Regions from separate parts of the Homo sapiens genome. Here regions 2, 3, 4, 5, 6 and 7 are each linked to region 1. A link is a contact called in ENCODE Hi-C or POLR2A ChIA-PET data. All regions are on one chromosome and are shown on one strand. Each heading gives the region's core, a stretch centred on a gene start or an enhancer-like site at or near the end of the contact. The rest is flanking DNA. Distances are from core to core; before and after follow the strand shown.

The links. Hi-C counts contacts between places; a loop is a spot of excess contacts on that map. ChIA-PET counts read pairs that join two places held with the same protein, here RNA polymerase II (POLR2A). Pooled maps may share reads with other maps.
Region 2: a loop to region 1 is called in a pooled map, with 6 times the contacts of the local background. The contact joins the promoter of ZNF57 here to the promoter of HMG20B in region 1. A Hi-C loop is called at or near these places in 2 of 50 pooled maps. POLR2A ChIA-PET finds 5 or more read pairs at or near these places in 2 of 52 experiments (T-cell and activated T-cell).
Region 3: a pooled map shows a loop between it and region 1 (8-fold over the local background). The contact joins the promoter of ZNF555 here to the promoter of HMG20B in region 1. A Hi-C loop is called at or near these places in 5 of 50 pooled maps.
Region 4: a pooled map shows a loop between it and region 1 (19-fold over the local background). The contact joins the promoter of SIRT6 here to the promoter of HMG20B in region 1. A Hi-C loop is called at or near these places in 1 of 37 single-sample maps with no recorded cell type and 11 of 50 pooled maps. POLR2A ChIA-PET finds 5 or more read pairs at or near these places in 1 of 52 experiments (WTC11).
Region 5: a loop to region 1 is called in a map with no recorded cell type, with 9 times the contacts of the local background. The contact joins the promoter of HDGFL2 here to the promoter of HMG20B in region 1. A Hi-C loop is called at or near these places in 1 of 37 single-sample maps with no recorded cell type and 8 of 50 pooled maps. POLR2A ChIA-PET finds 5 or more read pairs at or near these places in 1 of 52 experiments (HepG2).
Region 6: a pooled map shows a loop between it and region 1 (11-fold over the local background). The contact joins the promoter of ZNF554 here to the promoter of HMG20B in region 1. A Hi-C loop is called at or near these places in 5 of 50 pooled maps. POLR2A ChIA-PET finds 5 or more read pairs at or near these places in 2 of 52 experiments (HCT116 and MCF 10A).
Region 7: a pooled map shows a loop between it and region 1 (10-fold over the local background). The contact joins the promoter of SGTA here to the promoter of HMG20B in region 1. A Hi-C loop is called at or near these places in 2 of 37 single-sample maps with no recorded cell type and 7 of 50 pooled maps.

What each region holds. Positions count from the first base shown.
Region 1 is chr19:3,569,849-3,574,193 of GRCh38, reverse strand. It overlaps HMG20B (high mobility group 20B), which reads right to left and starts at 1,250. Exons shown (of 10, transcript NM_006339.3): 1 at 1,200-1,250; 2 at 847-902; 3 at 394-502. The coding sequence starts at 884. It overlaps LOC124904618 (a long non-coding RNA gene), which reads left to right and starts at 377. Exons shown (of 2, transcript XR_007067101.1): 1 at 377-1,649; 2 at 2,539-3,407. RefSeq lists silencers at 984-1,073, 1,094-1,143, 1,164-1,303 and enhancers at 1,484-1,573, 1,468-2,035, 2,036-2,604.
Region 2 is chr19:2,898,802-2,902,699 of GRCh38, reverse strand. It overlaps ZNF57 (zinc finger protein 57), which reads right to left and starts at 1,772. Exons shown (of 4, transcript NM_173480.3): 1 at 1,652-1,772. The coding sequence starts at 1,654. RefSeq lists enhancers at 1,575-1,724, 1,584-2,155 and a silencer at 2,335-2,384.
Region 3 is chr19:2,840,053-2,844,335 of GRCh38, reverse strand. ZNF555 (zinc finger protein 555) reads right to left here and starts at 2,861. Exons shown (of 4, transcript NM_152791.5): 1 at 2,761-2,861. The coding sequence starts at 2,763. RefSeq lists silencers at 2,481-2,530, 2,571-2,870, 3,091-3,280, 3,291-3,400.
Region 4 is chr19:4,181,313-4,185,670 of GRCh38, reverse strand. SIRT6 (sirtuin 6) reads left to right here and starts at 3,108. Exons shown (of 8, transcript NM_016539.4): 1 at 3,108-3,197. The coding sequence starts at 3,132. It overlaps ANKRD24 (ankyrin repeat domain 24), which reads right to left and starts at 2,982. Exons shown (of 22, transcript NM_001393985.1): 1 at 2,931-2,982. RefSeq lists enhancers at 2,925-2,974, 3,045-3,134.
Region 5 is chr19:4,470,000-4,474,396 of GRCh38, reverse strand. It overlaps HDGFL2 (HDGF like 2), which reads right to left and starts at 2,100. Exons shown (of 16, transcript NM_001001520.3): 1 at 1,975-2,100. The coding sequence starts at 2,046. RefSeq lists enhancers at 1-185, 2,675-3,024, 3,285-3,454 and silencers at 1,905-1,964, 1,995-2,174.
Region 6 is chr19:2,818,437-2,822,670 of GRCh38, reverse strand. It overlaps ZNF554 (zinc finger protein 554), which reads right to left and starts at 2,803. Exons shown (of 5, transcript NM_001102651.2): 1 at 2,547-2,803. The coding sequence starts at 2,599. RefSeq lists an enhancer at 1,699-2,392 and a silencer at 2,325-2,764.
Region 7 is chr19:2,781,115-2,785,278 of GRCh38, reverse strand. It overlaps SGTA (small glutamine rich tetratricopeptide repeat co-chaperone alpha), which reads left to right and starts at 2,006. Exons shown (of 12, transcript NM_003021.4): 1 at 2,006-2,046. RefSeq lists silencers at 1-89, 2,035-2,084 and enhancers at 1,575-1,644, 3,141-3,240.

The sequences.
Region 1 (4,345 bases), core at 1-2,500:
CCAGGGGTGAGGGGATCTGAGGAACTATGGGCCGAGGTTTGAGTACAGGGTTGGCGTTGACTTCGGTTGTGGGCGTGGCCTCTGCTTGGTGGGCGTGGTTTTCTGCTGGAGAACGGGCCCACAGGACCAAGGGGAGGGTGCCGCCCCCAAGGAGTGGAAGTGGGCGGGACCTTAGAGTGGGCAGAGCTGGCATTGTGCGGTGGGCGGGGCCTGGACTTAGAGTGGCAGAGGACCTGTCAGGGGCGTGGCAGCTGGCACGGGGCGGGGTCTCAGCTTCCAGAGGAAAATGGGCTGTGGGCGGAGCCACAAGCAATTCAAATCCAGCCTGGGGCGGGGCTTCGAGGCTGGGGCGGGAGCCCGGGGCCTCCCCCAGCTCAGCGCAGGGACTCTCACCTCCTCCTCGTGGGACCCCTTCTCGCCCGCGCGTGGACCCTCGCCGCGCTCTTGCTTGACAGTCACCACGAAGCCCCCATGCTGGCCCGGAGCCTTGCCGCCCGCCGGCCTGGAGCCAAGGATACCGCGGTCAGCCCCGTCCCAAGAATCTCCCCTCCCCCAAAAGCCCACCCCAGGGCGTTTTGACCCCCGACGGCGGGGCTGCAGCGAGAGTGCATGAGCCCGAGGAGGCAGGGTCTGATGGGGTCAGTATCCGGGGAAGGTGGGACAAGCGGGGCTCCTGGGAGGGACTGGAGGCCGAGGTGGGGGGTGCAGAATTGGGTGGAGGGAGAAGCCCCCTGACCCAGGTGGGGGAGTCAAGACTCCGGCGGGAGGGACTGGGTCAGGGGTTCAGGAGCTAGGGCTGCAGCCGGGAAAGTAGCGAGGGCGTGGGGAGGGGATCAGTGCACTCACGCGGCGGCCGCGCCGGGCTGCTTGGGGCCGTGGGACATGGCCGCTCCGGGCCGGACCTGGAACACGGACGCGGGCGGAGGTGAGTAGCGCCCGGGCTGCCCGATGGCAGACCGCGAACTGGGGTACCCCGCGATGGAGAGCCCCGGGATGCCGGGCCCGGAGCGCTGGGGGGGCCGGATCCAGGGGCAGGGAAGTCCTCGAGGGCGGGCGCCCCAAGAATCCTTTGTTGGGCGATTGCCCCCCCCGGGAGGCCTGGGCCGGTTTCCCCCGGGCCAGGAAAGACCCCGGCCCGGCCCTGGGACCCCTGCACCCCCGCCCCCTCTCAGGGCCCGGAGTTCCGCGGCTGTTTTCACCTCCAAAGAAACTTTCCCGGACCTCCCGACTGCGCGACGCTCCAACCAACCGCCCGCAGCCCGCCCCCGTCGGCCGCCCCGCCCCTCCCCGCCCCCGGCATGCTAATGAAGGCCTCGGCGAACGGTCCCATTGGGTGAGACCTTCCCCCCGGGCGAGCCCATGCAGATACCGATCGGCGCGCCGGCCGGCGATTGGTTGGGGAGGTTGCTGAGTCGCGTGGGAGGTTGGTAAGGAAGGCTGCGGGCGGTGCGTCAAGTTCGGCTGCGCTCGGCCGCGCTCGGGACCAATCGGGAGCGAGTGGCGGACTTGCCGGGCGGAGCCTCTTAAAGGGCCAGTAGGAGAGGCGCGGACTCCTCCTCCCTCTCTGAAGGCAAGACTCCCAGCCGCTGCCGGATGGGGCGACCGGCGGATCCGGGTCGGGCCCCGCCCCGGTTGCCATGGGGACGGAGGTGGGTTGCTAGGGTTAAGGTCCTGCGAGGCAGTCCCCAGCCCTAGGCAAGGTGGGACCTGTTCTTAACATCCTGCAAAACCTAGCGGAGAAGTTTCCTATGTATTTACTCAGTTTAGAGCCCCCGACGTCCGGATCCGAGGGCTTCTGGCCATAGGGGCTGCTCTCCCTCTGGGGTCTCGGCTTTCCCCCCTGTGCAACGGGGACATCACACGATATCCAGGACAGAGAGACTGGGATGCTGGGAAGCTGAGAACTGGGTGTGGGTCAGGCAGGGGGTGGGGTTGGGAGCTGGGCTGGAAGTGTTTGGGGAAAGATGGTGGTGAAGGGAGATGGCAAGGACTTCGTGAGGATGGGTCAGGAGGCTCCGCTCTGGTGGATCAGGGACCTCCCAGCAGCAGTCTAGGCTTCTGGCCCAAGTTGGGGCTGCTCACCTCCTCTTTTGTTTTTGAGACGGAGTCTCACCCTGTCGTCCAGGGTGGAGTGCAGTGGCTGGATCTCGGCTCACTGCAACCTCTGCCTCCCGGGTTCAAGCAATTCTCTGCCTCACCCTCCCGAGTAGCTGGGATTACACGCGCCTGCCACCACGCCCGGCTAATTTTTGTATTTTTAGTAGAGACAGGGTTTCACCATCTTGGCCAGGCTGGTCTTGAACTCCTGACCTCGTGATCCACCCGCCTCGGCCTCCCAAAGTGGTGGGATTACAGACGTGAGCCCCCACGCCCGGCCCACTTCCTCTTCCTCAAGTCCGCTTAAATGTCACTTGCTCAGCCAGGCCTTCTCTGATTTTTTTTTTGCCTCCATAAGTCGGCTTCTCCCTGTGGCCTGCCTGTTTGGTTCACAGCATTGCCCATGGTGGATGCTCAATACACATTCATTGAATCCTTCAGATGTCTAGGAGGCAGATGCAGCTGCTTTGGAAAACAGACTGGCATTTCCTCAAAGGGTTAAATAAATGTGGAATCACCATGCAATTCAGCAGTTCACTCCTAGGAATATACTCCAGACAACTGAAAACAGGTGTTCAAACAAAAGCGTGTACACAAGCGTCGGTAGCAGCGTGATTCATAATAGCCAAAAAGTGAAAACAACTCAAACGTCTGCTAATGATGCATGGATCGATGACGGGATATATCCTTACAACAGAATATTATCCGCCATGGGCCGGGCGCAGTGGCTCACGCCTGTAATCCCAGCACTTTGGGAGGCAGGCGGATCACTTGAGGTCAGGAGTTCGAGACCAGCCTGGCCAACATGGTGAAACTCCAGTTCTATTAAAAATACAAAAACTAGCCAGGCGTGGTGGTGCACGCCTGTAATCCCAGCTACATGGGAGGCTGAGGCAGGAGGATCCCATGAACTGGGAGGCAGAGGTTGCAGTGAGCCAAGATTGTGCCACTGCACTCCAGCCTGGGCAACAGAGCAAGACTACGTCTCAAAAAAAAAAAAAAAGAATATTATCAGCCATAAAAAAAAGGAGCGAGTCTCTGACACAAGTCACAGCATGGATGTACCTAGAAGACATCACACTCAGTGAGAGACGCCAGACACAAAGGTCACACAGTGTGTGATCAGAATGTTCAGGAAAGGCCCATCCACAGAGACAGGAGGGGGACGTGTGGGTGCCAGTGGGTGGGGAATGACCACTGAGAGGGATGCGGTTTTCATTTGGGTGATGAAAGTATTTTACAATTTGATTTCAGTGATGGCTGCGTGACTCTGGAAATATATTACAAACCATGGAATTGTATGCTCTAAATGGGTGCATTATATGTGAGTTAAGTCTCAATAAGCCCATTGTCCTAAGATGCAGCCCGGGGCTGAGGAAGAGGAGCTGGCCCTGGAATCTGGACGGTTCCACACGCCAGACCTGGCTCTGTTGCTTAATCAGCTCTCTGACCTCCCAGGCCTCCCCTGTGTCTCTCTGCTCACTTAAAAATAGTCTAGGTGAGGCTGGGTGTGGAGCCACCCCTCCCGGCCATAGTCAATAACAATTTAATTGAACATTTATTTTATTTTGTTTATTTATTTTATTTTATTTTATTTTATTTTTTTGAGATGGAGTCTTGCTCTGCCGCCCAGGCTGGAGTGCAGTGGCACCATCTCGGCTCACTGCAACCTCTGCTTCCCGGGTTCAAACGATTCTCCTGCCTCAGCCTCCCAAGTAGCTAGGATTACAGACATCCGCCACCACGCTCGGCTAATTTTTTTTTTTTTTTTTTTTTTAGTAGAGACAGGGTTTCACCATGTTGGCTAGGCTGGTCTTGAACTCCTGACCTCAGGTGGCCGCCCGTCTCGGCCTCCCAAGGTGCTAGATTGCAGGGGTGGGCCACTGCGCCCGGCCTTTTTGTTTGTTTTTTGTCATTTATTACTATGATTTATTTGCCAGTTTTTATAGCATGAAGCCAGGAACAGTATACCAATTTATAATCCTAGAGGTGGAAGCTCTCCATTAAGGATGACTTGCCTTATAATTCTTTGGTTTTCTAATTAATTTTTATTATGCAAATCATGTTCACATCCATTTCACTTGTACAGAATTAAGGAAGTGCAGCTCAGACCTCTTTAATTTCATTACATTTCCTATCGTCAGCTTATTGCTTTTTTTTTTTTTTTTTTTTTTTTTTTGAGACAGAGTCTCGCTCTGTCGTCCAGGCTAGTGTGCAGTGGCGCGATCTCGGCTCACTGCAAGCTTCA
Region 2 (3,898 bases), core at 523-3,022, 670 kb after region 1:
TTACAGGTTTTTGCAGAATTTGCATTAATCTCATGTCTAGCTGAACTGAAATGGAACACGATCACACACTGTCGCAAACTCTGCACCTTGTATGGAAGAATAACTATTATTTTTTGTCTGATTGCTTTGGCATTTGAAAAACTACTATTTTTATGAACATTTTAATCCATCTCTAGCTGCTATAAGATGTGGAACTGCGCACACTTTCTCTACAATTCTGGTGGGAGACAGAATATTCCTGAGAGACTTCCTTAGGCCATGCTTAGCCTGTACCCCACGATAAACAGGTGTTATCCTGACGGACCAGAAGGCAGAAAACACACTTGAACATTTTCCTATTGTCACTAAGGAGAAGAAAAAAGCCAAACAGGAGAACAGTACAGTACATTTACTGACACCGGCTGCCCGAATAAAGCTTTCACAGCATTAGTGATACCCTGCAACAAAACCCCCAGGGCAGCTAACTCCCACCGCTGAGGTCGTCCCCCAAACTGCCTCTGACCCCCAGGCCGTCCCTTGCCATCCCCCCAAGCTGTCCCCTGTAAGGTTCTCTGAGCTGGCCGCACCATGGTCAAGCCCCCCGCCCTTGTGATAATGTACTTTGTGATATTCCCCCGCCCTTGTGAATGTACTTTGTACGATACGTCCTCCTCGCCCTTGTGAATGTACCCCGCCCTTGTGACAATACACGCTCGCGCCCTTGTGAAGGTACTTTGTAATATTCCTCCCAGCCCTTGTGACAATACATCCCCCAAGCCCTTGTGAATGTACTTTGAAACATCGTCGCCGCCCTTGAGAATGTACTTTGTAACACCCACCAACTGTCCTCAAAAAAACTGCTCCTAACTCCGATGCCTGTCCCAAACCTATAAGGACTAATGATTGCCGGGCGCGGTGGCTCACGCCTGTAATCCCAGCACTTTGGGAGGCCGAGGCGGGCGGATCACAAGGTCAAGAGATCGAGACCATTCTGGCCAACATGGTGAAACCCTGTCTCTACTAAAAACAAAAATTAGCCGGGCGTGAGGGCGGGCGCCTGTAATCTCAGCTACTCCGGAGGCTGAGGCAGGAGAATCGCTTGAACCCGGGAGGCGGAAGTTGCAGTGAGCCGAGATCACGCCACTGCACTCCAGCCTGGCGACAGAGCGGGACTCCGTCCCAAAAATAAAAAAAATAAAAAAATAAAACCAATAATAATCCCATCACCCTTTGCTGAGTCCTTTCTCAGACTCAGCCCACTTGCACCCAAGTGAGTAAACAGCCTTGTGGCTCACACTAAGCCTGCTCAGGTGACCTCTTATACGGACACGCGTAACATCCCCAACCTGCTGACCGTCCCTTGCCGTCCCCCCAAACTGGTCCCTGACCCCTGACCGCCCCTACCGTCCCCCCAAACTACCTCCAGCCCCCCTCCTGCCCAGGCCTCCCCCTAAGTTACCCCCAAGCTCCTTGCCGCCCCTTCCGTCCCCCCAAACTGCCCCCAGTCCTCCAGCCCGGCCGCTGTGATGGCGTCCCCGGGTCCCAGGTGCTAGTCCTGCGCCGCCCCGCGCGTCCCTCAGCCAATCCCGGCCGCAGACTTCGGCGGACTCTGGTTCCAGCCGGTTCCCGTCGCTCCGACCGTCCCCTGGCTCTGCTCCTGCCTCGCACTCACCATGTCTCCCCTGCTCCTGGGCTCTCCAAGGCGAGCTCTCCGTGGCCTCGCGGCCGGCGCAGCTGAAAGGTACAGGTACTCCCGGGCCGCTCGTGGTAGGCAGGGCACGCGCGGCAGGGAGGACGAAACGTCCCGCCCTCGGGGCCTCGGAGCTCAGGAAGCGGCGCCCTGATTGGACAATCTCTAAGCCCCCGCCCTTTCAACGCTCTGAGCGGACAGCGTTTTGGACACGCCCCCTTCACCCCTGGGGCCTTCGATTGGACACTACTGCAAACCTGCAATCCGCTTCCCGGTGTCCGCCCCGTGCCTTGATTGGACAGTTTTCCGGACCCGCCCCCGGAGCACCTGATTGGAAGATAACTTCCGCGCCGCCCCGCCTCCTGTCGCCCGAGTGACCGGCGCGTAGCCAACGCTAGTGGCTGACCCGCCAGCGGTGGACACTCCCGTTTGCGCGAACTCGCTCTGGCCCGGGGTGAGCCCAACCTCTCCCCGCAGCTCGGCCGCGCCTCCCGCGTCCTTCTCCCGAACGGGCACGAGAAGTCCAGACTCAGTTTCCCCACGGAGCAGCCGGAGTGCTGCGTGGAGGGGAGGGGCGAGCGAGCGGCGTGGGTCGCGTGGGGTGAGCCCTTCGTGGGGCGGGGTCCTCAGCCGTGACGTCACCGCGCTGCCCCGCGTGGGCGCGGACCCCATGGAGGCCCTGCCCCGTGCTGGAGCACGTGCTGTCAGTGTCCTGATTTTTTTTTTTTTTTTTTTTTTTTTTTTTGAGGTGGAGTCTCGCTCTGTCGCCCAGGCTGGAGTGCAGTGGCGCCATCTCGGCTCACTGCAAGCTCCGCCTCCCGGGTTCAGGCCATTCTCCTACCTCAGCCTCCCGAGTAGCTGGGACACAGGCACCCGCCACCACGCCGGCTAATTTTTTTGTATTTTTAGTAGAGACGAGGTTTCACCGTGTTAGCCAGGATGGTCTCGATCTCCTGACCTCGTGATCGGCCCGCCTCGGCCTCCCAAAGTGCTGGGATTACAGGCGTGAGCCACCGCGCACGGCCAGTGTCCTGATTTTTTTACCCAAACGTTTCCCAGCCTCCTGTCCTTCCCACAGGCCCCTGCACTTTGGCTCGCCCCCGACATCTGAGCCTGCACTAAAATAAGGACCAAACCTCGAGTCACCTGATCCCGAAAATGGGCGGACCCCAGGGAGCCCCTATCCTGTCTGGCCTCGCTGGATTTGTTTTTTTGTTGGACATTGTTTTTTGTTTTATTTATTTTTTTATTTTGAGACGGAGTCTCACACTGTCGCCCCGGCTGGAGTGCAGTGGCGTGATCTCGGCTCACTGCAACCTCCGCCTTCAGGGTTAAAGCGATTCTCCTGCCTCAGCCTCCCGAGTAGCTGAGATTACAGGCGCCTGCCACCACGTCCGGCTAATTTTTGTATTTTTAGTAGAGACGGGGGTTTCACTATGTTGGCCAAGCTGGTCTTGAACTCCTGACCTCGTGATCCGCCTGCCTCGGCCTCCCAAAGTGCTGGAATTAGAGGCGTGAGCTACCGCGCCCGGCGGACATTCTTTAGATCAAGAAATCCGGGGCCGGGCATGGTGGCCCAAGCCTGTAATCTCAGCACTTTGGGAGGCCGAGGCGGGTGGATCACGAGGTCAGGAGATCGAGACCATCCTGGCTAACACGGTGAAACCATCTCTACTAAAAATACAAAAAAATTAGCCAGGCGTGGTGGCGGGCACCTGTAGTCCCAGCTACTCGGGAGGCTGAGGCAGGGGAATGGCTGAACCCGGGAGACGGAGCTTGCAGTGAGCCGAGATGGCGCCACTGCACTCCAGCCTGGGCAACAGACGGAGACTCCGTCTCAAAAAAAAAAAAAAAAAACAAAATCCAGGCCAGGCGTGGTGGCTCACACCTATAATCCCAGCACTTTGGGAAGCTGAGGTGGGTGGATCACCTGAGGTCAGGAGTTCAAGACCAGCCTGGCCAACATGGCGAAACCCTGTCTCTACTAAAATACAAAAATTAGCTGGGCCTGGTGGCGCGTGCCTGTAATCCCAGCTACTCAGGAGGCTGAGGCAGGAGAATCGCTTGAACCTGGGAGGCGGAGGTTGCAGTGAGCTGAGATCCTGCCACTGCACTCCAGCCTGGGCAAAAGAATGAGATACTGTCTGAAAAAAAAAATTAAATTTAATTTAAAAATAAAATTAAATAAATAAATTTGGGATAAACCAGTTAACTGTCTCTCAATCTCTC
Region 3 (4,283 bases), core at 1,612-4,111, 730 kb after region 1:
AGGTCAGGAGTTCGAGACCAGCCTGGCCAATGTGGTGAAAGCCCATTTCTACTAAAAATACAAAAATTAGCTGGGCGTGGTGGCGGATGCCTGTAATCCCAGCTACTCAGGAGGCTGAGGCAGGAGAATTGCTTGAACACAGGAGGCAGAGATTGCAGTGAGCCAAGTTCCTGCCACTGCACTCCAGCCTGGGCGAAAAGGGTGAAACTCCCTCTTTAAAAAAAAAAAAAAAAAAAAGAAAAGAGAGAGAGAGAAAGGAAAGAGGGAGAAAGAAAAAAAAGAAAAGAAAAGAAAGATAGATTAGGCAGGCATGGTAGCAGGTGCCTACAGTCCCAGCTACTTTAGAGGCTGAGGCAGGAGAATCACTTGAACCCAGTAGGCAGAGATTGCAATGAGCCGAGACAGCACCACTGCATTCTAGCCTGGGCAATAGAGCGAGACCCTGTCTCAAAACAAAACAAAACAAAAAAACAAAGTAAAGGGACACAGCCCTGAGGCAGCCCCTGTGTTCGGGGAAATCTGATCAGTGCCAGGGCCGGCATTGCAGAGGATAAACACTTTAATATAAGGAGCTGGGACAAATTGTCATCTAAACAAGAAAAATATCTTGTATTCTACCTATTTCAGGAACAACAAAAAATGTATTATAGAATTAAGGTAAGGGTACTGCAGTATTGGAAGCAGAACAGAATCATCCACCGTCAAAAATTCTCTACCATGTCAAGGAGAATAACATATTTTGGTAAATTTGTATAATTTATCTGCAACATGTTTCGTGGCAATGTATTCATTTTTCTGCACGTATGGTGGAAAGGAGATTTTCTCTGTTTCTCTGAGACTCTTCTCCCCAGTAACATTTTGAAGTTTAGGCCCTGGAATCCTATTTATTGTCATTCAAAAGAAAAGAACAAGGCTGGTCGAGGAGGGAGAATCACCTGAGCTCAGGAGTTCGAGACCAGCCTGGGTAACAGAATGAGACCCCATCCCTAGAAACAAAAAAATACAAAAGCTTAGGCATGGCGGCACACACCTGGAGTCCCTGTGTTCAGAAGGCTGAGGCAGGAAGATTGCTTGAGCCCAGGAGGTGGAGGCTGCAGTGAGCTGTGATCGCACCAGTGCACTCCAGCATGGGCAACAGAGCTCCCAAAAAAATAATAGTAATAAAAGAAAACAGAAAATAACAGATCTGAGAAACGACACACACTCCAGGGAATGTTTAACAAATGGAATGTAAGACACAGATTTTAATTTTTTTCCTGAAATTCACCCCGTTGGAAGTTTTTTTTTTTTTTTGAGACGGAGTCTCGCTCTGTCACCCAGGCTGGAGTGCAATGGCGCGTTCTCAGCTCACCGCAACCTCCGCCTTCTGCGTTCAAGTGATTTTCCCGCCTCAGCCTCCCGAGTAGCTGGGACTACAGGCACCCGCCACCACGCCCAGCTAATTTTTGTATTTCTAGCAGAGACGGGGTTTCTCCATGTTGGCCAGGCTGGTCCCCAACTCCTGACCTCAAGTAATCTGCTCCCCTCGGCCTGTCACAGTGCTGGGATGACAGGCTTGAGCCACCGCGCCCGGCCTGGAAATATTTTATCTTCCAACTTCTACTAATTAAATGTACGTTTCACTTCCTAAAAACTGCTGACTCGAAAAAAGGAAAATCTTTTCACAGTGACAAACCCAGGGAGGGGTCAAGTCTGGCCAGGCTACCACGACGGACGCCCTCCCACCCCCAACTCAGGTGTTGCCTCAGCAAGGAATCCCATTGCTAGTACTCAAAACAGAACTGAGAAACGTCTTCAAATCCACACTTTCTAGGGAACCGTGAAAGAATATATTTCCGTGGTTTTAGCCCCCTCGTTTGCAGTCAGTTGCTACAGCAGTCCGAGGACACTAATGCACCAGCCTCCCGGGCGTCCCCGCTGTGGGTCTGCGTGCGTTTGCTTTTGGGGTCCTCGCTCTCCCTTGTTTCTCTAGTCTTTTCAGTTACTTTTCTTCCTTGTGTGTGAGAGCCCAGGGACCAGGAACCCTTGTTTTTTTTCCCCTTACCTACCCCAGGCATCTTGGGGTCAGAGGGGACAAGAAGTCCTCAAGAAGGAAAACCGGGACTCAGGGGAGGAAACCTCGCACGCCCCAGGGGCTGCCTTTGCAGGTGGGGGCGTCTCCGCCCCCGCCGAGGCCCCACCGCTCCCGGGCTGTCCCGGGAGGAACCCAGGGTCCCCCAGAGACCGCGGCCGGAGGCGCGGGGCCTCCAAGGAGCTGAGCCGCGGGAGCGCGAGCGGAGGCGGCACCGACCAGGGACCCGCACCCCAGGAGGCACCGCGGCGTCGGCCCCAGGGCGGGTCCCGGGGGAGCCTGGACCGCACCTCGGGGTCTCGGGCGACTCTGCCTCCCGCGGCCCGGGGGTCCCGAAGCCGCAGCGAAACGCTCCGAGGCGTCGCGGCCCCGGGCGGGGCGTGGGGGGTCGGGAGCGCAGGGACGCGGGGACCCCGGGACGACGGGGACGGAGTCGGGCTCCGGGCGCCGCTCCCCGCTCTGCAGCCTTGGGGCCAGAGGCGGGCGGGGACCCGGAGCTCGGAGCGCCCTAGCCGCGACCTCAGCGCGGGAGGCGGGGCCGGGCGGGACCCCCGGGGCCCAGGCTCCCGTCCTGCGCCGCCCTCGCCGGGGCCGCCCCCCGCGTCCCTCAGCTCCCCCCAAGCCGCGGTCTCGGGCGGTCGCCGGTTCCTGCTGCCCCGCACCGGGATCCTCTCCTGCGCCACACTCACCATGTCCCGGGGCGATTTCTTCGCTACCGGCGCAGGTGAGCGCGACAGGAACCGGGACGCCAGGGACCGCTAGGGGCAGGCGGGGCACTCACGGCTAGGACAGAGGCGTCCCGTCCCAGGGGCCTGATTAGACAGAGCTCGGGAAGCCGCGCTTCTGATTGGACAGTGCTGCCAACGTCGGCGACTCTGATTGGAGAATTCCCCAGTCCGTCCCCTGGCGCTGTAAATTGGGCAGTTCCCCGGATTCCGATTGGGCGTCCCTCATTGGATACTTGTCTCGGCCCCGCCCCCGCCCGTCCTGACTGGGTAGTTCCCTAGGGCCCACCCCCTGCCGGTGAGTGACGGGAGCGTTGCGAACACGCGTGGCTGTCCCGCCCTGCGGGGACACTGGCTTCTGGGCGAACTGGTTTCAGCCCGGGGCGGAATCGCCCTCTCCCCGCAGTTCGGGCGCCCCGCCCGCGTCCTCCTCCGGGACGGGCGTGGGAACTCCAGACTAGTTTCCTCACGAGGCGACCCCTTGTCCGGACAGGAGGTGGATGCAAGCGGGCGGCCCGGGCCTGGCAGGGCGAACGGGGGCTGGGCGCCGGGTCCGAAGGGCCGAGACCTACGTGGGGGCGGGACCCGCAGACGTGACGTCATCGCGCTGCGGGCGACATGGAGACCCCGCCCAGGGGGCTGCGAATCCGGAGACCCGGTCTGGGGGAGGCCGAACCCAAAGCCTGGCAGGGGGCAGGAGCTTTGCTCAAATCAACCAGAAGATATGAGATGTTCATTAAAACCCTCACATTTGGCTGGGCGCAGTGGCTCACGCCTGTAATCCCAGCACTTTGGGAGACCGAGGTGGACGGATCATCTGAGTTCAGGAGTTTGAGACCATCGTGGCCAATATGGTGAAACCCTTTCTCTACTAAAAATACAGAAATCAGCCCGGCGTGGTGCCGGGCGCCTGTAATCTCAGCTACTGGGGATGCTGGGGCAGGAGAATTGCTTGAACCCGAGAGGTGGAGGTTGTAGTGACCCGAGATCGCCCCACTGCAGTCTAGCCTGGGCGACAGAGTGAGACTCCATATTAAAAAACAAAAAAACTCTCAAGTTCATATTTTAAACTCTAAGGAAAATGTTTTCAGATCATTTTTTTAAGTACATCCCCCCAAAATTTGGAAGATTGAAAAGCTGGCCGGGCGCTGTGGCTCACGCCTGTAATCCCAGCACTTTGGGAGGCCGAGGCGGGCGGATCACCTGAGGTCAGGAGTTCAAGACCAGCCTGCCCAACATGGCAAAACCCTGTCTCTACTAAAAATACAAAATTAGCCGGGCGTGGTGGCGCGCACCTGTAATCCCAGCTAGGGAGGCTGAGGCAAGAGAATCGCTTGAGGCCGGGCACGGTGGCTCACGCCTGTAATCCCAGCACTTTGGGAGGCCGAGGCGGGCGGATCACGAGGTCAGGAGATCGAGACCATCCTGGCTAACACGGTGAAACCCCGTCTCTACTAAAAAATACAAAAAAATTAGCCAGGCCTGGT
Region 4 (4,358 bases), core at 1,859-4,358, 610 kb before region 1:
GGGGCAATGGCTGCATGCATGTGTGTGACGTTGAGTGTGGGGCGTGTGCACACGTGCACTTCTGTCCACCTGGGCCTGTTCTACGTTCCGCATGGGCAGGCACGGAGGTCAGGCAGGCCTATCTTGAGGGGGTGTGTTTTTTGAGGGGTGTGACTGTGAGGCCCTATGTGTGAAAGGGATTTCTGTGATGGAGAATCTGTATTTGCCTCTTACCAAGGAGTAGGGGTTGGCATGGCCTCTACCTGTCCACCTATCTACTCGTGAATTCTCCAAGCCACCCTTCCACGCATTTACCACCTATGCACTCACCTGGACATCCATCCTCCCACCTAAGCACTGTATAACCACCCACTGGCCACCACCCACAAACCCACCCACCCAATTCATGTTCTCATGGTTCTTCATCACCCTTTAATCAGATTTCACCCACACATCCATCCACCCACCCAAACACCTACCAACTCCCACCATTCATCCATCCACTCATCCACCCATCCATCCACTTATCCATCCCTTCATCCATCCACCCAACCACCCATCCATCCATCTGCCCAAGCATCCATCCATCCACCCATCTGCCCACCCAATCACACACCCATCCACCCATCCACCCACCCACCCATCCACTCATCCATCCACTTATCCATCCCTCCATCCACCCACCCAACCACCAATCCATCCATCCACCCACCCACCCACCAGTGCATCCATCCACCCACCCACCAGTCCATCCATGGATCCTTCCATCCATCCATCCATCCACTTATCCATCCCTCCATCCATTTGCCCAATCACCCACCCATTCATCCATCCACCCATCCATCCATACATCTACCCATTCACCCATCTACCAAACCACCAATCCACCTATTCGCCCCCCATCCATCCACCCACCCATCCATTCATCTACCCCTCCACCGGTGCCCATTCACTCACTACCTACCCTTTTTTCTTCTACCTCTGACTGGAGGATTCAATCACACCCAAAGCAGGGGGTAATAAGACACCCAACAGAGGAGTTCACAGGCTGCTTGGGAGAAGACAATCCGTGGGCTTGGGGGAGGGAGAAACGCCTGCTAAATTTAGGAAGCTGCTTGCTGGAAGAGGTGATGGTAAATAAGAAGGGCCTGATGGCCGGGTGGGATGTTGAGCACCTGCCTTGGAGGAAGCTAGGCAGGGCACAGGCCGGCAAGTGGGAAGTGCGTGGGTGAACGAGTGCATGTGTGTGTCAGGGTACCTGGGTAGCTCCGCAGCCTGGCTAGGACTCAGCACGGCTTCTTTCTCCCACATACAAGGGCTCAGGGGCCTGGGGCCATAAGGGGATCCTCCGTCCTGGGCCTCTCCCACCTCCTTCCTCCCCTACCTCCTGCAGCTCCAGTGCCCCGAGCTCCCGGCCACAGTGCCCACTGCCGGCTCCGGTTACCCACTCCCAGCTGGGCCACGAGCAGCTCCAGCCGCTCCACTCTGACACCTGATCGGCTCTGAGCAGGCGGCCGCCCCAGGGGGCCGGGGATGAGCCGAGGGAGGAGACAGGCTGGCAGCGGACTGCCTGTTGGCCAACTGGCTCTGGCGGGAAGACACCCACGATCTTCCCTATCATCACTGGACTGATTTCAGTTTCTGGAAGGAGCCATGCTCTTCCTCTTTCTCAGCCTTTGCACTTGCTGTTCCCCCCACCAGGAACATTCTTTCTGTACTTCATGTCACCCCAACCGGCTCTACCTGACTCATGCACTCTTTATTTATTTATTTATTTATTTTTGAGACGGAGTTTCATGCTTGTTGCCCAGGCTGGAGTGCAATGGCGCGATCTCCGGCTCACCGCAATCTCCGCCTCCTGGGTTCAAGCAATTCTCCTGCCTCAGCCTCCCGAGCAGCTGCGATTACAGGCCACCACACCCAGCTAATTTTGTATTTTTAGTAGAGACGGGGTTTCTCCATGTTGGTCAGGGTGGTCTCGAACTCCCAATCTCAGGTGATCCACCTGCCTTGGCCTCCCAAAGTGCTGGGATTACAGGTGTGAGCCACTGCGCCCGGCTCACTCACTTTTTAGATCTTTGCTGCAACATCCCCTCCTCCAGGAAGCCCTCCCGGATGCCCCCAGCCTGGGTCAGGTGCCTCCTGTGAGCCCCCTCACTGCCCTGTGCCCTCTGCATCACCCATTGCACCCCAACCACACCATGTCACCATTACCTGGTCACATGTTTGTGTCCACCCGCAGCCACCAGGGCATAGATGGTACCACCTTTGCTCTCCAGTGTGCCCAGTACAAAGTAGGTACTCAACACATGATTCTTAAATGAGTCCTCCAGGCCACCAGCCCCATTGACCTTGAGCAGGACCTGTCCTGCAGAATGCAGAACCTCCAGTTGGATGATACTCAGATAACTTGGCCGGACGCAGTGGCTCACGCCTGTAATCCCAGCACTTTGGGAGGCCGAGGCGGTCAGATCACCTGAGGTCAGGAGTTCGGGACCAGCCTGACCAACATGGAGAAACCCCGTCTCTACTAAAAAATACAAAAATTTGCTGGGTGTGGTGGCGGGCGCCTGTAATCCCAGCTACTAGGGAGGCTGAGGCAGGAGAATCGCTTGAACCCAAGAGGCGGAGGTTGCAGTGAACCGAGATTGCGCCACTGCACTCCAGCCTGGGCAACAGAGCGAGGCTCCGTCACACACACACACACACACACACACACACACACAAATGAGATATTCAGGTAACTCTGCGTGGCATTCAAAACCCTTAGGCTGGGGTCCCTGCTGTCCGGCTCTGTCCTTACGGAATTTACTAATCCGTAAAAGGGGTTGTGGGGACATGGATAGCCTGTGTCCCGCATTTTAGAGGTGACTGGAGAACTCTCACGTAGGCGGCCGCCCCAATTTCCCGCCCGGGTCATCGGGGAGCCCCTTCCCAAGCCCCGCAAACACCTGCATGCAAAGAGGCAGGCTTCCTTCTGACAGCAGATAACATGTCGCCTGCGGCGTCAGCAAGAGGCGCATGCGCCTTGCCGTGGGAGGCCGGGTGCGCAGGACTGGAACGCGGTTCCTCCTTCTTCCCCGCCCCGCCCCGCTTCCGGCGGAAGCGGCCTCAACAAGGGAAACTTTATTGTTCCCGTGGGGCAGTCGAGGATGTCGGTGAATTACGCGGCGGGGCTGTCGCCGTACGCGGACAAGGGCAAGTGCGGCCTCCCGGAGGTGAGCGCGTCTGAGGGTCCCGAGCATCGCGCCCCAGGGCCGCGGGCTGGGAGCGGCCGGATGGCAGGGGGGCATTGTGGGAATATCAGGGGGCACTGAGGCTAGACAATGGGAGGGACTTCCCAGTGAGGAAGGGGCGGGAAGTGACGCCCCTGCGCGCCGGGGGACGCCAACACGCCCAACTCTGTGGTCACCCTGTCGGGGCTGATCGGGGAGAGAGGGGATGTAGTTCCAGGAAGAGGGGACGACAGGCGCAAAGGGAGGTGGGAATAAACACACCTGGAGAACGATTAGGCCTGGGAGGTTTCCAGAGCCGGGCCAGGACGGGGCTCAAATGCCAGGCTGGGGAGTTGGCACTTTATCCTGAGGGTGATGGGGAAGGGTTTTGCCCTGGCGAGGGGACTGGACAGAATGTGCCAGAAAGATCCCTCCAGCCACTCAGAGGGGAAGTGGAGGGATCGGCTGCCCCCTCCACGCACTGTGGGACTTTGGGGAAGTCACTTCCCTTTTGGGTCTCCATCTCCAAACTTTCTGCAAACGAGGTGAAGATGGCCCCATTCCATAAGGCTGGCCCATGCATTCTGACTCATGCATTTAATGAGCGCTGATGGTGTGCGCCCGTCCAGAAGCCCCACTCTTCACTGCTGCTGTTAGTCACTTTATTATTATTATTATTATATTTTTGAGATGGAGTTTCTCTGTCGCCCAGGCTGGAGTGCAGTGGCGCGATCTCGGCTCACTGCAACCTCCGCCTCCTAGGTTCAAGCGATTCTCCTGCCTCAGCCTCCTGAGTAGAGTAGATGAGACTACAGGCACCTGCCACCACGCCTGGCTAATTTTTGTATTTTTAGTAGAGGCGGGGTTTCACCATGTTGGCCAGTCTGCTCTTGAACTCTTGATCTCAAGTGATCCACCCACCTTGGCTTCCCAAAGTGCTGGGATTATAGGCGTGAGCCACCATACCCGGCCTGTTAGTCACTTTATTCCACCAACATTTATAGAGCACTTACTGTAGCTCAGGCACTTTCTAGGTACTAAGGCCACAGCCAGGAGCAACACAGATTAAAAACCCCTCCTTCTAGTAAGGGAGACTGACTAGGGGTTGCATGGAAACCAGTTGGCCAAGGGAGGCATCACTGTCACTGAAGTGACATCTAAGCC
Region 5 (4,397 bases), core at 851-3,350, 900 kb before region 1:
TCTCCCGCCAGAAGCATCCTAAATTCAGTCCACCCGAGGACCAGCCCGGCATGCCTCACAGCCCCGCTTCTCCCAAGACCCGCCCACGGTCCTCCGAGGCCCACCCATCCCAGCGGCATTGCCAGCTTCGGACCTGGGCTGGTTCTGGTCCAGAGCACCGTTTGGTGTCCCCCTCCACAGCCCCTCCCTGCTGCCCCAGCCTTCCACCCCCAGTGCCAAATTCCTCAGTCCTGCCCGGCAAATTCCACCAACCTCAGCCCTGGGAGACTCAGCCCTAAGACCTGGGGATGACAATAGCCTGGGGTCCCTGCTTCCCGCTGGCCTGTACCTCTCAGGGCCTGGAACTCACCCCCTCCACACCTGGGACTCCAAGGTGCGGAATATCCTTCAGGCCAGGACACCTGGGACTATCCAGGTCGTCGGGACCCCAGCTTCCACCAAAGGGGCATCCAAGGTCCCCTCGGCCAGCCCCCTTCCCTCAGAAGCGCTCCCACTCCCTGGGCCCGGGCCTGTCTCCATTTCAAGCATTGGGGTTGGACCACCCCACCCTCAAGTCCCTCCAAAACCAGCTTCTACATCCTCCTCCCCACAGGGGACCAATCCCCAGGGTCCCCCAACAGTCCCGATGCCAACTTCATTCTAAGGTCCAGTTCCCCGAGTCCCAGTGACCCCGTGAACAGAGCCCCGAGCCCCATTCCCCCACCCCCAGCCCCTCACTCAGAGGTCCCAGCTTCCCTTAGCCTTGACCCTCAACCTTCCCCCCTGACTGCCTCCTCCAACCCTGGACCCCTAGCACATGGCCCTCGGCCCCCCAGCCCCTCAAAACTGGGCTTCTCCAGGACCCACAAGGGAGTGCTTCAGCCCCCATATCTGACCCCAAATCTCAAGTTCCGCAGTTCTGCTCAAACTTGAACCTTGAGCCCTCAGGCCTGGGATCCCCAGGCCCTCAGGTGAGGGTCCCTCAGGTCCCAGACCCTCCCAGACACCCTGCGCACGGCTCCCTGAGGCACCCTGGACACCCCCAGACACACGAGGCGTGGCTCCCTCTGGGCCAGGGCAACCCCAGATCCCCATGGTGCAGCTCCCTCAGGCACAGAAGCCCCAGACCCCCAGAGCGCAGCTTCCTCAGGCCCAGGACCCCCAGACCATTGGCGCCGCAGCTCCTTCAGGCCCTGGACACCCCCCAGATCCCCACGGCGCAGCTCCCTCAGGTCCAGGACCGCCATTCCCCCAGAGTGAGAATTTATCAGGCCCCAGACCCCCAGGGCACCGCTTCCTCGGGCCCGGGACCCCCAGACCGTCGGCGCGCGGCTCTTTCAGGCCCCAAACACCCCCAAACCCCCAAGGTGCGACTCCCTCGGGCCCAGGATACCCCCAGACTCCCAGGGAGCGACTCTCTGAGCCCCAAAACCCTCATACACCAAGGGCGAGAGTCTCTCAGGCCGCAGACACCCTCAGAACCCCTAGGCGCGGCCCCCTGAGGCCCAGGGCCCCCAGACCCCGGGGCGCGGCTCCTGCAGGGCTTGGACACCCCCAGAACCCCAGGACGCAGCTCCCTGAGGCCGAGGACCCCCAGACCCCGGGAGGGGCTCCTGCAGGCCCAGACGGCGGGTCCTGCAGGATCCGAACACCACCAGACCACAAGAACGCGGCTCCCTGCAGCCCAGGACCCCCAGGCCCCGAGGGCGGGGCTCCCTGAGGCCCAGGATCCCTAGACCCCGGGGCGCGGCTCCGGCAGGCCCCGGACAACCCCAGACCCCTAGGGCGCAGCTCCCTGCGGCCCAGGACCCCCAGACCCCCAGGGCGGGGCCGCTGCGGGTCTCGGACACCCCCAGACCCCATGAACCCCAGACCCCCGGGGCGCAGCTCCTTCAGGCCCAGGACAACCCCGGCCCTCCAGTGCCCGCCTCCGGCCCGGGGCCCCCGCTGCCCCCCCCCCCCCCCCCACCGGCCCCATCTCCCGCGCGGCCTCACCCTGGCAGGCCAGTGAGGGTAGCCCTTCATCTTAGCGAACACCAAGTCCCCGGGCTTGAAGGCGTGTGGCATGCTGACGGCGAGAGGCCCAGGCCGCGGAAAGCGGCTGCAGCGGCGGTAGCGGCTGCGGCGGCGGCGGCGGCGGCAGCGGGAGGCGAAGCCGGGGGCGGGAGCGGGACGCCGAGGGGGCGGGGGAGGCTGTCTGGGCAGCCTGCCGACGCGCGCTTATTGGGCGTTGCGCCAACGGAAGTTCAGCCCTCCGGCCGTCACGGGCCGGCAAAGCCGTCGATCAGGACCACGTGCAGGGGACAGAGAAGGGAGGCGACCAATAAGAACAGAGGTTGGAGCACAGCAGTTAACGGGATTGGATAACGGACAGACCCAAGGGGCGTAACCCAGAGACTCTAATGGGAGGTTATGGGAGGTGAAAGGGAAAGGTGGGAGGAGACGAACAGACGCTCTAAGGGAGTGAAGGGGTGGAGCTTAAGGGAAAGAGGCAGGACATAGACCTCCACAAGAGAAGGGGATATAAGGAGGGCAGAACATTGGATACCGCAGAAAAGAAGGCCAATCACTTAACGCAATGGGCGGGTCATTGACAGCCTCTCCCGCTCAGGAGGAGAGGCTTAAAGTAGATATGCAAGCCATTGGATACCACAAGAGAAGCGCCTCAAGGTAGGGAGCAGGCATTGGCCATCACAAGAGGCGGGGCTTCAGCGGGAACGTCGGCCATTGGCTATCGAAAGAAGAGCGATACAACATAAAACAGGGACGGGCGATTGCCAGCTCGAGGAGGCGGGACTTAGAGGAAGGGGCAGGCTCCGGGGGAGCTCTTAGTATAAACAGCCACAAAATGCACAAAATAGTTATTTCTTCACTTAGTTAAAAACTTAACTGAGTACCTACTATATGCCAGGGCCCCAAAACGCCACACAGACCTATTCATTCATTCAAGAAAAATGTACTGAATACCGTGGGGCCGAGTCACTTGATTGTCCTGGGCTTCGCTCTCTGCACTTGGAAGATGGGGCCCATAATGATTGTGAGGACCCTGCTCTAGACTGAGCCCGGCAACAGGAAATACAGGAAGTATTAGAAGCTATAACTCGGCCGGACGCGATGGCTCACGGCTGTAACCCCGGCACTTTGAGAGGACGAAGCGGGCGGATCACGAGGTCAGGAGTTTGAGACCAAGCCTGGCCAACATGGTGAAACCCCGTCTCTACTAAAAATACAAAAATTAGCTGGGCGTGGTGGCACGCACCTATACCAGCTACTCAGGAAGCTGAGGCAGGAGAATCACTCGAACCCAGGAGCGGGGGGTTGCAGTAAGCCGAGATCGCGCCACTGCACTCCAGACTGGGTGACAGAGCAGAAAAAAAAAAGCTATAACTCTACCTTCCGGCAGGGCGTGGTGGCTCACGCCTGTAATCCCAGCACTTTGGGAGGCCGAGGTGGGTGGATCACGAGGTCAGGAGATCGAGACCATCCTGGCTAACATAGTGAAACCCCGTCTCGACTAAAAATACAAAAAAAATAGCTAGGCGTGGTGGCAGGCGCCTGTAGTCCCAGCTACTAGGGAGGCTGAGGCAGGAGAATGGCCTGACCCCGGGAGGCGGAGCTTGCAGTGAGCCGAGATCGTGCCACTGCACTCCAGCCTGGGCGACAGCGCGAGACTCTGTCTCAAAAAAAAAACAAAAACAAAAAACAAAACTCTACCTTCCAGGAATCAAGTATAACAGGGCCAAGAAATGTTAAGTTTTAAAATTTGTTGATGTTGCTGTGTTTTGTTTTGTTTTTTGTAATTAGGATCCATGGTAAGAACTAAAATGAACCAGGGTGCTTGAGGAAAAAAAGCTGAATAATGGAGACGACTTCTTCTCTCCTGGGGGATCACAGAGGGTTACTGGATGAAGTGAGTTTAACCAGACACTGGGAGAATGAATAGAAGTTGGACATGATAGTGAGGCGAGCCCTGGGAGGGCATGAGGAGCAGAGGGAAGAGCAAAAACAAGCGTCTGATCCTCACTTAAGGTCAGGAGTACGAGACCAGCCTGGCCAACATGGTGAAATCCCATCTCTAGAAAAAATACAAAAATTAGCCGGGCGTGGTGGTGGGCGCCTATACTCCTAGCTACTTGGGAGGCTGAGGCAGGATAATCACTTGAACCTGGGAGGCGGAGGGTGCAGTGAGCCGAGATCACGCCGTTACACTACAACCTGGGTGACAGAGCGAGACTCCGTTGCAAAAAACAAACGAGACCGGGCGCGGTGGCTCACGCCTGTAATCCCAACACTTTGAGAGGCCGAGGCGGGTAGATCACTTGAAGTCAGGAGTTTGAGACCACCCTGGCCAACATGGTGAAACCGCATCTCTACTAAAAATACAAAAAATTAGCCAGGCGTGGTGGCAGGCGCCTGTA
Region 6 (4,234 bases), core at 1,554-4,053, 750 kb after region 1:
TGGGCTCAAGGGATCCACCTTCCTCAGCCTCCCTAAATTCTGGGATTAAAGGTGTGAGACGCCACACACATCCATGGCCAGGGGTCTTAAAGGCCCCATTTTATGGATGAAGGTCCTGAGGCCCTTGGAAGCAAACAAGTTTACAAAACACCCAGGCTCCATTAGGAAGTGAAGCGCTCCATGCATTTCCTGAGGCTGTTTTCACAAGGTGCCAGTAACCCGGGGGCTTAAAATAACAGGAATATATCCTTTCCCAGTTCTGGAAGTCTGAGATCAAGGTGTGGGCAGGGCTGTACTCCCTCTGAAGGCTCTAGGGAAAAGCTCGGGTATGGTGGCTCATACTTGTAATCCCAGCACTTTGGGAGGCTGAGGCGCGAGGATCACTTGAGCCCAGGGGTTCAAGACCAGCCTGGCCAACATGGTGAAACCTCGTCTACTAAAAATACAAAAAAAATAGCCAGGTGTGGTGGCACATCCCTGTAAACCCAGCTACTCAGGAGGCTGAGGCACGATAATTATTTGAACCTGGGAGACAGGGGTTACAGTGAGCCAAGACTGTGCCACTGCACTCCAGCCTGGGCAATGGAGCAAGACTCTATCTCAAAAAGAAAAGATAAGGAAAAGAAGAAACAAAAGCTCTCAGGAAAAATCCTTCCGCCTCTTCCAGCTACTGGGGTCATGAGTATTGTCCTTATAAGAGAAAGAGACAGCTGGACTAGGTGACTCACGTCTGTAATCCCAGCATTTTGAAAGGCCAAGGCGGGCAGACCACGAGGTCAGGAGTTCGAGACCAGCCTGGCCAACATGGCAAAACCCCCGTCTCTACTAAAAATACAAAAATTAGCTGGGTGTGGTGGCGTGCACCTGTAATCCCAGCTACTCGAGAGGCTGAGGCAGAATTGCTTGATCCTGTGGGGTAGAGATTGCAGTGAGCCGAGATCGTGCCACTGCACTCCAGCCAGGTGACAGACCGAGACCCCATCTCAAAAAATAAAAATAAAAACAAAAAAGGAGAAAGAGACACAGGGAAGAAGGCCACATGATGATGCAGGCAGAGCTTGGAGTGATGTGGCCCCAAGCCAAGGGACACCAACTATGGCAGGCCACCCCCAGAAGCTGGAAGAGACAGAGAAGATCCTCCCGCCAGAGCCTTCAGAAGCACCACGGCCCCACCACATCTTCATGTTGGGCTTCTGGCCTCCAGACTTGTGAGAGAATAAATTTCAAGCCTCCCCCTGCCCCCTGGTTTGTGGTGCATTGTCACAGCAGCTCCAGGAGGCTCATGTAAGAACCAAAGGCGCCGGGCGCAGTGGTCACTTTGGGAGGCCGAGGTAGGTGGATCACCTGAGGTCAGGAGTTCGATACCAGCCTGGCTGGCCAACATGGAGAAACTCTGTATCTACTAAAAATATAAAAATTAGCCAGGCGGGGTGGCGTGCACCTGTAATCCCAGCTACTTGGGAGGCTGAGGCAGGAGAATCACTTGAACCCACGAGGTGGATGCAGTGAGCCGAGATCGTGCAACTGCACTCCAGCCTGGGCAATAGGGCGAGACTGTCTCAAGAAAAAAAAAAGAAGAAGAAAAAGAAACCAACCTGTTTGGGTAGGGGAGAGTTCAGGGAGGTTGGGGTTGCTAGAGCAGCAGAAAGGTCAGCTGCCTCCCTCATTCCTCAACATGGGTGGTGGGTATAAACAGAATAGACCCTTGCAGCTGCGCGGTGGCTCACGCCTGTAATCCCAGCACTTTGGGAGGCTGAGGCGGGTGGATCACCTGAGGTGGGAGTTCGAGACCAGCCTGGCCAACATGGTGAAACCCCGTCTCTACTAAAAATGCAAAAATTAGCCGGGCGTGGTGGCATACGCCTGTAATCCCAGCTACTTGGGAGGCTGAGGCAGGACAATGGCTTGAACCCGGGAGGCGGAGGTTGCAGTGAGCCGAGATCATGCCATTGCACTCCAGACTCCGTCTCAAAAAAAAAAAAAAAAGGACCCTTGCTGTCTTATCACCAGGACAGCGGTGCTAACGTATAAGTGAGGTCTCTCCCTCAGGGCGCTGTGGACACTGGAGCCTGGGTCATTCTCTGGGCTGGGCAGGGTGCTGAGTTGCATCCCTGGCCTCCACCTACTCCATGCCAGGAACTGCCCCCAGTTATGACAACCACAGACGTCCCCAGACATCGCCCGGTGTCCCCTGGAGGGCAGGACCGCCCCTCGCTCAGACCCTCTGATGTGGCCTCACTGCAGTGCGAGCGTGGCAGCCCCTCTCTGCCTTTAGGGTAGAGTCAATGCGTCTTCTCCCTCTCCTTGCAGGCTGGGCCTCGGAAAGCTTATGCGTCTCTCACCCAGGGGCGTTTTCACAGGGCAAGGGCAGACCGTGCCATCCTGGGCGTTGGGGCCCTGGGCGAGCTGCCGGCTCCCGACCCTCCCGTGGGGACCCTATCGCGACAGGGTCATGCCCCGGCCACCCGGCCCCGCCAGACCCAGCCCCACCAGAGCCCCGGCAGGCCCGGCACGGAGGTCGCGGCGCGGGAGGCGGCGGCACTTACGGCTGAGCTGCCGGGAGCCGCGCGCGCCGGCCCAGGTGGGCGCAGGTGACCATCGGGGCGCGCGCTGAGGCGCCAGACAGGGCCCCCGAGGCGGGAGCGCCCCGTGCAGGCCGGCCGGCCTCCCCTGCGTGTCCCTGGGACGCCTCCTCCGCTCGGCTCCTCGGCGCTCGGAGCGGACGCCCCCCGCAGGCGCCCCTCAGGAACTCGCCGCAGCCGCCGCCACCAACCCCGACGCGCGCAGAGGTAAACTCGGCACTGCGCCTGCGCACCCCGAACCTGCGAACTACAAGTCCCAGCAGGCCCCGCAGCGCGGCGCTGGGCTCCTGACTCTCCAACCTGGGTCACAGCGCCGCCTCCGGGCGGGCGGCGTCTCCGCAGGACCACGATGCCCCTGCGGCTGTTGGATCCACCCCGTGTGGTTCGCTGGAGTCCCCGGGTGTTGTGGGGTTCGCGGAGCCAATCCTCAAATCCCAGCTCCGTCGTTTCCCGGCGGCTTGCCATTGGATATTAATAACTACTATTATTTATTAAGCAAGTTATATAAACGTATAATGTATTACATACTTATTAAAATGATTGCTTAAGTAATTGTTGTTTGTTTTTGAGACTGAGTTTCGCTCTTGTCGCCCAGGCTGGAGTGCAATGGCATGATCTCAGGTCACTGAAACCTCCGCCCCCTCGGGTTCAAGCGATTATCCTGCCTCAGTCTCCCAAGTAGCTGGGATTACGGGCGTGCACAACCACACTCGGCTAATTTTTTATATTTTTGGTAGCGACGCGGTTTCACCATGTTGGCCAGGCTGGTCTCGAACTCCTGACTTCCAGTGATCTGCCCGCCTTGGCCTCCCAAAGTGCTGGGATTACAGGCGTGAGCCACCACGCCCAGCCAAATTAAATTATTGTTTAAATATTTATTTAATATTCTACTGATTGTTATTTATGAGAAATTAAAATAGTAAAACTACTATAATTAATATACTGTTGTAGGATACAACAAATTCCTCTTCAAAGGTTTTAGCCTGTAAATTGTTAAGTACAATCAGTTATGAGCTCCTCTCCAAAGAACCAATGTTTCCGTATATTCAGCTCCCCTGTTCTTTTTTTTTTTTTTTTTGAGATGGAGTCTCGCTCTGTCGCCCAGGCTGGAGTGCAGCGGCGCGATCTCGGCTCACTGCAAGCTCCGCCTCCCAGGTTCACGCCATTCTCCTGCCTCAGCCTCCCAAGCAGCTGGGACCACAGGCGCCCGCCACCACGCCCGGCTAATTTTTTTGTATTTTTAGTAGAGACGGAGTTTCACCGTGTTAGCCAGGATGGTCTCGATCTCCTGACCTCGTGATCCGCCTGCCTCAGCCTCCCAAAGTGCTGGGATTACAGGCGTGAGCCACCGCGCCCGGCCACCTATTCTTTGTTCTTCATTTTAAACTTTAACTTCCTCGTTCTTTTCGTTTCCTTGCCCCTAGTTTCAGTAAACAACCCCTCCTAGCCCCTATCACCTGCTCTGACCTTAGTCACCCTTGGTCACCTGCTCTGACCTTAGTCATCCTTGGTCACCTGCTCTGACCTTAGTCATCCTTGTCACCTGCTCTGACCTTAGTCATCCTTGGTCACCTGCTCTGACCTTAGTCATCCTTGGTCACCTGCTCTGACCTTAGTCATCCTTGTCACCTGCTCTGACCTTAGTTATCCTT
Region 7 (4,164 bases), core at 757-3,256, 790 kb after region 1:
TGACGCCTCTGAGCCTCTGCGCGGCTCATTGCGCTGAGACTTCGCTTGGGCTTCAGGCTACCGCGTTAATGTGTACTTGCCTCGCTTCTTATAGCTGTGTGTTGGGCCAGTGTTATTATTGATCGCTTACTGTATATCCCAGGCCCACTTTCCAGCATCTGAATCCGACGAATCAATTAAATTAACCAGAAGTTTTGGTGCTTTGGTTGTTTTTGAGACGGAGTCTCGCTCTGTCGCCCAGGCTGGAGTGCAGTAGCAGCAATCTCGGCTCACTGCAACCTCCGCCTCCCTGGTTCAAGTAATTTTCCTGCCTCAGCCTTTCCAGGAGCTGGGACTACAGGCGCCAGCCCCCACCCCGGCTAATTTTTGTATTTTTAGTAAAGAGGGGGTTTCACCATGTTGGCCAGGATGGTCTTGATCTCTTGACCTCGTGATCCGCCCGCCTCGGCCTCCCAAAGTGCTGGGATTACAGGTGTGAGCCACCGCGCCGGGCCAAGTTTTTTTTTTTTTTTTTTTTTTTGTCAGAAACAAAAGCAAGTAAACGGATTCATGTCAAATAACAGGTGTTGTGGAACAGTGCAGTAGCCTGACCTACATGCAGTGTTGTGGGTTAAAACAAAAAACATCTTGAACCATCTGTCTTGAACTGTTAGGGCACCCAGAAAAAACAATGTACTACAATTAAACTGGCAAAAACCAAAACAACCGACCTCCTTTCTTCCCTTTTTTTGTTTTTGTTTTGTTTTCTTTTGCTTTGGAGGGGCTGGAGGGAGTCTCGCTCAGTCGCCCAGGCTGGAGTGCAATGGCGCGATCTCGGCTCGCTGCAACCTCTGCCTCTCGGGTTCAAGCGATTCTCCTGTCTCAGCGTCCCGAGTAGCTGGGACTACAAATGCCCGCACCACGCCCGGCTAATTTTTGCATTTTTAGTAGATACAGGGTTTCACCGTGTTGGCCAGGCTGGTCTCGAACTCCTGACATCAAGTGATCTGCCCCCTGGCCTCCCAAAGTGCTGGGATTACAGGCGTGAGCCACCACGGCCGGCCTCACCTCCTTTATTTCTGCAAAAGAAATTAAAATAATCCACGCCATTAATCGTGCATGTATTTTGAGTAGGACGAAAATGAATTGGGAGAACATTTCTGGCAACTGTAACTTAGATGGTGATCAGTTTTCTGTCGTCCTTGGAAATGTCTCATCACATGTCTTGAGCAACACCAAGATTAATTTTACATCGGCGTTCATTTTCGCTGTTCCCTGTGCCTGGGGTCCGTTTGGACTTTCCTATCCTTGAAATCCAAATGTAAAGGATGATCTTTCCTACCCATCCCATGCGACTTAGCTCCCAGTGACAATCACACTACCTTCATTTTTTTTTTCTTAGTGTTTGCTGTGAAATTTGTTTCTCTATTTATGTACTAGTTTATTAGTTTATAGTCCGTCTACCCCAATGCAAAATAATGAGAGTAGACACTTTGCTGGTTTTTATGGCTGCTTTGCAATAAATATTGAATGAATATTAGGCACCTGCTGTCTACAAATGGCTCTATACTCACAAACGTCTCACACTGCATGAAAGAATGCATTTGTGGGTGAGTAGATGGGTGGGTGAATAAATGAACAAAGATAGTAAGCGGGTAACACTGACTCCCATTCATTGCGCAGCTGTGACGCTCTGGAGTCCAGGTGTCCAAACGCGGCTGCACCACGTGGCCGGCCCAGCACCACGTGGTCAGCTCGGCGACCGGCTGGAGTCAGCCACTGTTCCACCGTGCACCGCTTCATTCCCGCTCTAGAGGGCAAACCAGACCCGATTTCCGGCCTCCATTAGGTCGCAGAGGTCAGTTGCCCTAACAACCAGCTGGTTCCCGCCTCTACGTTGCGTCACTTCCTTCCACGCCCGCCTCCATCATTAACGCGCCTGTGCAGAAGGGAAGCAACTCCGGGCGCCTTTCTTTTGCGCAGGCGTCGCGCCCTGGGGCCGGGGCCGGGCGGCACCGCGGTGCGCAAGCGCAACCGTCGGTGGGTCGGGGATCGGTCGCCTGAGAGGTGAGTGAGGGGCACTGCGCTGAGCCTGGTGGGTCTGGGGTCTGCGGCTCGGGGCCCACGGGGCCCCAAAGCTCGTAAGAGTTTGGGGATCGTGAGGCCAGGGTCACCGCGACCCGCGGGGTCCTGTGAGTAGGCGGTGCGGAGGGGAAACTGAGGCCGGGCGCCATCGGGCAGGCCCTTCGAGCCCTGATCTCCCTTCCCCAGGCCCCAGGTCCTGGAAATGCTGGTCCGCGGCCTGGTGGCGAGGACGGCGGGAGGGGAAGGCGCCCCGCATGTAGTGAGCGCTCGCTGGGTGTTCGCTGCCGTTCCGCTCTTATTAACCGCCTGGAAACGTCGTCCCTGTGACTCAGGGACCCCCGTTTGTGGGGACTGAAGTCGGAACTCTGGTTCCAGCGCCGCCAGTCCCTACCTGGGTGACCTTGCCCAGCCTCTTGGCTTCTCGGAGCCTCAGTTTTCCCCTCTGTAAAACGGGCGTTGTTCAAAAGTCCCTGCCTAGGAGAAGGAGAGCCGCAGGGTCCAGCGGAATCTGAGAACTCCAAAGAATTAGCAGGCGTTCGTCTTATATCATGTTTAGAGTCTTCTTCTGCATATCGTGCTAGAGGTGGGGGAAATCTGGGATTCAGGACCGTCCACCACCACCTCCCACCCGCTGTGTAAACCTGGGTGAGTCGCCTTCCCTCTCTGAGCAAACTGTTCCTTCTTTCGCAAACGAGTTGTAAAAGCAGATGCCTCGGAGGGTCATTATGAGGATAAACCCACATTCAATTATTTGATCAGGTGCCTGGAACTTGATAAGAGAGAGCTGGCTTGAGAATAGCTGTTTTTGTTATTAGGTGCCAGAAAATTGCAGTGTAGTGTGCCCTTCAGAGGTTGAATGATTGTCCCATTTTCTTTTGTTTCTGTCTCTGATTATTCCTTTTGTCTGCCTTTTCCCTCCCTTGACCAGTGGTTCTCAACCAGGAACAATTCTGTGCCCCAGGGATTCTTGGTGACATTTGTGCTTGTCATGATTTGGGGGACCCCCTGGTTTGGAGTTGGTGGAGGCCAGGGTTGCTGCTCGGCACCCTGCAGTACCCAGGACGGCCTCACCCCAGAAAATGATCCAGCTTTAAATGTCAATAATGCTTTAAAAACCCTACCATACGGGCTGATGACCTGAGGTCAGGAGTTCAAGACCAGCCTAGCCAACGTGGTGAAACCCCGTCTCTACTGAAAATATGAAAATTAGCTGGGCATGGTGGTGTGCACCTGTAATCCCAGCTACTCAGGAGGCTGAGGCAGGAGAATCCCTTGAACCCAGGAGGCAGAGGTTGCAGTGACCCAACATCATGCCACTGCACTCCAGCCTGGGCGACAGAGCGAGACCCTGTCAAAAATAAAAAAAAAAAATCTACCCTAGATCAGTGATTCTTCACCAGCATGGGCAGCTGGGACTGTGTGGGCCCGGGAAATCGTGTACAAAGTTTTGTGTGTGCACCCAATTTCGTGCAGAGAGAAATGGGTACTTTGGAGTTTAGCTTCTCAAGTCAGACTGCCTGGGTTCAGAACTCCTCATTTTCATCCTCGGAGCTGGGTGGTCTCGGGTGGTCCCCATCTTTCCAAGCCTCAGTTTTTCTTCTGTGGAATGGGGATTATAATAGTAACCACCTCAGGTGTGTGAGGATTAAACCAGGCAAGGTATCAGCAAACTGACCAGAAGGCCAAATCCACCTCTGGCCTGTTTTTGTGAATGAAGGTTTGTAGGAACACAGCCACACTCCTTGGTTTATGCGTTACCTGTAGTTGATTTCGAGCTAAGAAGGCACAGTTGAACAGTTGCCATAGGGAACTTAACGCCTGCAGAGCTGAAGACAATCTGGCCCTTTTCAGAAAAACCTTTGCTGACCCCTAAAATAAGCTATCGCATGTACAGCACTTAACTGGGTGCCTGGAAAGCTGTAAGCACGCCAAGGATTTGAGCTGAGGTTTATAATTAAATCTTCCTAGAAGGGTGAATGATTCCAAATGCGGGTGAGCTCTGCCCCAGATTGGAGGATCCTTGAGAGCTGTCGTCTTACTCAATTCTACATTTTTTCTTTTTTATGCCAAGACCCAACAGTGGCTCTGGTAGGAAGTGCT